Regions from separate parts of the Homo sapiens genome. Here region 2 is linked to region 1. Evidence: chromatin loops called from intact Hi-C (ENCODE). Cell type or tissue: CD4-positive, alpha-beta T cell. All regions are shown on one strand. Links, peaks and the distances in the headings refer to the core of each region. The heading gives the core; the rest is flanking DNA.

The links. Hi-C counts contacts between places; a loop is a spot of excess contacts. Peaks named below come from ENCODE experiments on the same cell type or tissue, not always from the same donor. Only the 100,000 strongest peaks of a DNase experiment are listed, where the experiment ranks them.
Region 2: it touches region 1 in a loop (2.0-fold over the local background); 31 of 110 quality-filtered maps call a loop at or near these places.

What each region holds. Positions count from the first base shown.
Region 1 is chr12:121,127,603-121,130,511 of GRCh38, reverse strand. All of the region lies in intron 2 of LOC105370032 (a long non-coding RNA gene), which reads left to right. Among named protein-coding and RNA genes, the nearest start is that of P2RX7, 3.8 kb to the left of the region's middle. RefSeq lists an enhancer at 1,232-1,526. In CD4-positive, alpha-beta T cell, for the core only: no CTCF peak of the experiment used is centred there; a DNase peak (open chromatin) is centred at 1,321; H3K4me3 peaks cover 1,248 bases; H3K27ac peaks cover 1,327 bases.
Region 2 is chr12:121,223,242-121,226,150 of GRCh38, reverse strand. The region is part of intron 5 of P2RX4 (purinergic receptor P2X 4); the gene reads right to left. Among named protein-coding and RNA genes, the nearest start is that of P2RX4, 15 kb to the right of the region's middle. RefSeq lists an enhancer at 2,254-2,754. In CD4-positive, alpha-beta T cell, for the core only: no CTCF peak of the experiment used is centred there; DNase peaks (open chromatin) are centred at 1,360 and 2,320; H3K27ac peaks cover 2,072 bases.

The sequences.
Region 1 (2,909 bases), core at 123-2,622:
TCTTTCTGCTGCACTCTTGCACTGGTCCCTCATGCTCTCCCCTCTCCACTCCTTCAGCCCTTGTCCGCTATTTCATCACTGCTACCTCCTCCACTCCATGGATTCTGTTCTCAAAGAGGTTACCAAAGACTTCTCAGTTGCCAGACTGGGTGGATATATTTTATTCCTTATGTTACTTGATCTCTTGGATGCATTCAACATCACTGGCTACTTTCTGCATCTTGGACCAGTATTTTCCCTTGGTTTCCATGACTTTCCTGGGTCCCATGTTCTCCTGGTTTCTCATTTGTACTTCTATGACTCTTTATCTTATCTTTCTTTTTAAAAAATTAATTTAATTAATTTATTTTAGAGACTGGGTCTTGCTCTGTCGTCCAGGCTGGAGTGCAGTGGCGCAATCATGGCTCACTGCAGCTTCAAACTTCTGGGCTCCAGTGATCCCCCTACCACAGCCTCCTGAGTAGCTGGGACCACAGGCACATGCCACCAAGCCTCGTTAATTTTTTTTTTAATTTTGTAGAGATAGGGTCTTGCTATGCTGCCCAGGCTGGTCTCGAACTCCTGGCTTCAAGTGATCCTCCTGACTCAGCCTTCCAAAGTGCTGGGGTTACAGGCATAAGCCACTGCATCCAATCTTTGTCTTATCTTTCTCTGGCTCTCTTCTCCCTGTAAATATCAGTTCCAGCAAATTGTCTCTCAGCACTTCTTATGATTCTATCAGGATAGGACAGGTTATGCTGCAATAACAAAGCACTCTCAGTGTCTCATGGCTTATAGCAGTGATGAATTAATTCTCACTCACACTATATGTCCATCATGGGTCTCCCAGATGGCTCAGCTCTCTGTAATCACTCAGAGATCGAGGCTAACGGAACAGCCATTGTCTTGAACTCTTTAATGAGAACTCTGGAGAGTCTCACAGCAGCAATGAAATGTTCTGACCTCGTGATGGAAGGAATATAAAGTTACCAAAAAAAAAAAAATTGGGGATTGAACGGTGGATTTCTTAGTCTTGTGAGTGTGTGGGTGTGTTTACAATTTACAGAAAATCAAGTGACATTCTTCAGCAGAAAAGGGAGTTTTTTTTTTTGAGGAAACACTTATCTCACAGACTGCAAGTGCAGGAAATGTGCCCAACCTCATGAGAACCTATTAATAGAATCAGAAACCAAACTGTCCTGTGCTGAGGTTGCTCTTTCAGTTTGTCTGAAGCCCGCCTCTGTTTGTCTCTGTGTGCCCATTGCGAGTCTCTCTAAACACTGGCTTCCTCTGTTTCTCCCAGGGCACGTGGTTCAGCAATGCTCTCCAAGTTAGGTTCCACAGTTCAAATGCAAGCCCAGATCCCCTGCCCAGTTCCAGAACTCAAGGGGAATGAATCTGATTGGCCTAATTCTTTATCCCTGGTCCAATCAGCTATGGCTGTGGGCGGGGCCATAATCACACAGGGCGTCAAGGGCCAACCTCCGTTGGGGGAGAAGGGAGGGAGGAAAGAAAGGAAGATGGCGGGAGAGAGAGAGAGAGAGAAGGGGGGTGGGAAGAGAGAGAGAGAGAGGGAGAGAGAGAATGAGAATGTGACTCTCAGAGAATAGAGGCTCCAAGGCTGAGGGACTGCTGGTTAAATACCCGTTCCTCCCCCAGGTGGGACAACTCTGAGACAAGTCTAGGCAGTCTCCAGAGGGCCTGAGGGGGTCTGAGCCCAGATGCCCACAGCCGTGACCTGCTCTTTAATTAATTAATTAGTTTTATTTATTTCCAGTGTCTTGCTCTGTCGCCCAGGCTGGAGTGCAGTGGCACGATCTCGGCTCACTGCAACCTCCGCCTCCCGGGTTCAAGCGATTCTCCTGCCTCAGCCTCGCTAGTAGCTAAGACTACAGGCGCGTGCCACCACTCCCGGCTAATTTTTGTATTTTTAGTAGAGTTGGAGTTTCACTATGTTGCCCTAGCTGGTCTAGAACTGCCGACCTCAGGTGATCCGCCCGCCTCAGCCTCCCAAAGGGCTGGGATTAGAGGTGTGAGCCACTGCGTCCGGCCTCCTGACCTACTCTTTAATGCTTCCTGTGTTGACTGCCTTCCCTTTCCTGTCTCACTTCCCCACTCCTCTTCCTGGGTCGCCTCCCAAACAAACTACTTGGACCTGAATCTCGTCCAGCCTTATGTTCTGGTGTTAAAGAGTCTGTCTGGAATTTACCCTGAGAACAATAGGTGGGTTTATAAACGGGTGTGCATGGTCTCATTTGCAGCTCAGTCAGAGCACTCTAGCTGCACCATGGAAAATGGGCGGAAGGGGCAAGAGTGGAGCCAGGGGTCTGCCCAGGGAGAGGGTAGAGTGACATGGAGGGGGACCGAAGACAGATCCCTGAAGGACACCAACACCAAGGAGACTAAGCTGAGGCAGAGTAGGGAGGAGAGGAAAGCCGAAAGACAGTGAGTCCCCAGAGGCCATGGGGTGAACACTTCACAAATAAACCGGTGACCACGGAGATATTAAGAGCGATGGTAAATCTGTGTAATTAAAGCAGCTCTAGTAAGGGAACTGACAGACACATTATTGGAACAGGGTGGAGTCACGTATTAAACACAAAGATAGGTGCAGACCGGGTGCGGTGGCTCATACCTGTAGTCTCAGCACTTTGAGAGGCCAAAGCAGGAGGATTGCTTGAGCCCAGAAGTTTGGGACCAGCCTGGGCAACATGGCAAAACCCTGTCTCTACAAAAAATAAAAAAATTAGCCAGTTGCGGGAGTGCACACCTGTAGTTCCAGCTTCTCGAAAGGCTGAAATGGGAGGATCCCTTGACCCTGGAAGGTCAAGGCTGCAGTGAGCCAAGATTATGTCACTGTACTCCAGCCTGGGCCACAGAGTGAGACTCTGTATGCAATAATGAAAAAAAAAAAAAAAAGAGTAGGAACT
Region 2 (2,909 bases), core at 90-2,589, 96 kb before region 1:
CTGTAATCCCAGCACTTTGGGAGGCTAAGGCAGGTGGGTTGCTTGAGCCCAGGAGTTCAAGACCAGCCTGGGCAACATGGTGAGACCCTGTCTCTACAAAAAATAAGTTGGCTGGGCATGGTGGTGCGCCCCTGTGGTCCCAGCTACACAGGAGGATGAGGCGGGAAGATCACTTGAGTCCAGGAGTTCGAAGCTGCAGTGAGCCATGATCGTTATCACTGCACTGGGTGACAGAGCAAGATCCTGTGTCAAAAAAAAAGTATCTTATGAGACACAACTACAAGCCACACTCCAACTTAAAGTTTCCTAATAGCCACACTACAAAGTAAAAGAAACAAGTAAAATTTTATACAGTAACCCAAAATATTACTTCAACATGTAACCAACATACAAAAATCAATGAGATATTATACATTCTTTTTTTCATAATAAATATTCAGGGCCGGGCGTGGTGACTCACGCGTGCAATCCCAGCACTTTGGGAGGCCAAGGCAGGTGGATCACGAGGTCAGGAGATCGAGACCATCCTGGCTAACACAGTGAAACCCCCTCTCTACTAAAAATACAAAAAAATTAGCTGGGTGTGGTGGTGGGCGCCTGTAGTCCCAGCTACTGGGGAGGCTGAGGCAGGAGAATGGCGTGAGCGCAGGAGGCGGAGCTTGCAGTGAACAGAGATGGCGCCACTGCACTCCAGCCTGGGCGACAGAGCGAGACTCCATCTCAAATAAATAAATAAATACAAATAAATAAAAAATAAATAAATAATAAACAGAATCGGGCTGGGTGCAGTGGCTCACACCTATAATCCCAGCACTTTGGGAGGCTGAGGCAGGTGGATAACCTGAGGTCAGGAGTTCGAGACCAGCCTGGCCAACATGGTGAAACCTGCATCTCTACTAAAAATACAAAAATTAGCAAGGTGTGGTGGGGGGTGCCTATAATCCCAGCTACTCAGGAGGCTGAGGCAGGAGAATCACTTGAACCCGGGAGGCAGAGGTTGTGGTGAGCCAAGATCACGCCACTGTACTCCAGCCTGGGCGACAGAGCGAGACTTCGTCTCAAAAAAAAAAAAAAAAAATCCAATTTGATGATAAGTGCACTTCCTATGGACAGCCCATCTCCTTTCGGACCCAGCCATATTTCAATTTTCAATAGCCACGCGTGGCCAGAGTCTCCTGTGTTGGAGAGCACAGCTCTGTGAGATCCTCTCCAGCTCTAAGATGCTAGGATTCCTTTTCTTTTTCTATCTCCTTCCTTTGCCTTAGCAATCTCTAAATCTGCAGTTCTCAGCCTTTCCTTCTGTCTCAACACACCCAGGATGAGGTTCAGTGGCTTCCTGCTCCCCGGGGCTCATGGAGACCTCGGTCTGAGCTCTCGGTGAGAAAGGCCCTAGGCTGCACGCACTTCTCAGAGCGCTGCCCGGACTCCACCCCATGAAGCACAGCCAATTACAACCACGAAGAATGTTATTCTAGAGCAACCTTGAACCTGGCTAGTTTAGTTGATTTTTAAATTTTTATTTATTTATTTTTTTAAATTTTTATTTTTTGAGACAGAGTCTCTCTCTGTCGCCCAAGCTAGAGTGCAGAAGAGCGATCTCAGCTCACTGCAACCTCCACTTCCCGGGTTCAAGCAATTCTCCTACCTCAGCCTCCCAAGTAGCTGGGATTACAGACAAGCGCCACCCTAACCCTAATTTTTGTATTTTTAGTGGAGACGGGGTTTCTCCATGTTGGCCAGGCTGGTCTTGAACTCCTGGCCTCAGATGATCCGACTGCCTCAGCCTCCCAAAGTGTTAGGATTACAGCATGAGCCACCGCGCCAGGATGAACCTGTCTAGTTTAGTTTAAAATACACTGTAGCAAACATCCGTTGTTTTCTTCCCAGCATCTGCTCCCAGCTTTTCTGGTAACAGAACCCCAAATGTCCTTTGGAAGCCATATCTCCCCAATGCTTGCCTATGTCACTTGGGTGGGTCTGACTCTAGCCCCAGCTGCAGAGGTGGGCATGTGACCCAGGCCCAAGCTGATAAGCAAAACCCATTCCCCAGCCACAGAGATGGGTTGAGAGATATGGCCATTGATACGATGATGGACAGGTCTAGAATCTCCAGGGACAGCTGGAAAGGGAGACTCAGACTTGGGGGGCTGTAAGTGCAGCGCTGCCTCCCGGGCTATGCTGTGGGTCCTGCGAGTGAAGCTGGCACGGCGGGATGCAGAGCCAGGAAGGGAGACTAGGGTGTTGTCCTTTGTCTCTCACTCTGTCGCCCAGGCAGGAGTGCAGTGGCCTCTGTCGCCCAGGAGGGAGTGCAGTGGCACCATCTCAGCTCAGCAACCTCCTCCTCCCAGGTTCAAGAGATTCTTCTGCCTCAGCCTGGCACGAGATTCTCCTGGCCACGCTGGATCTTTTTGGTCAGCCGGACAATACACTGCCCCCCCGCTGTGCACGCATGTGTATGTGTGTATGTGTTTGTGCACATGTGCTTAAGGCACTGAGAACTGTTTCCTGTCAGTTATTTGCAACTGACAGAGTCCTAACATACAAGGAAGTCAGTCACCTGCACCCTTCTCGTGAGTGACAGACTACTTGTGGCCCATCTTGCCACTGATGGTCGCTGCCTTGTGGTTGAGAGCAGCCATCCTAGGGCAGCCTGACTTCATACAGACACCAGAAACACACAAAAAGCCACAACACACAGGTGTAACTCCTTGACCACCTCTGTTCAAGGCTGACACGCAGAGTTGAAGGTGCTTCCGGCTGGGTGTGGTGGCTTCTGGCTGGGTGTGGTGGCTCCCGCCTGTAATCCTAGCACTTTGGGAGGCCAAGGCAGGTGGATCACTTGAGGTCAGGAGTTGGAGACCAGCGTGGCCAACATGGCAAAACCCCGTCTCTACTAAAAATACAAAAAA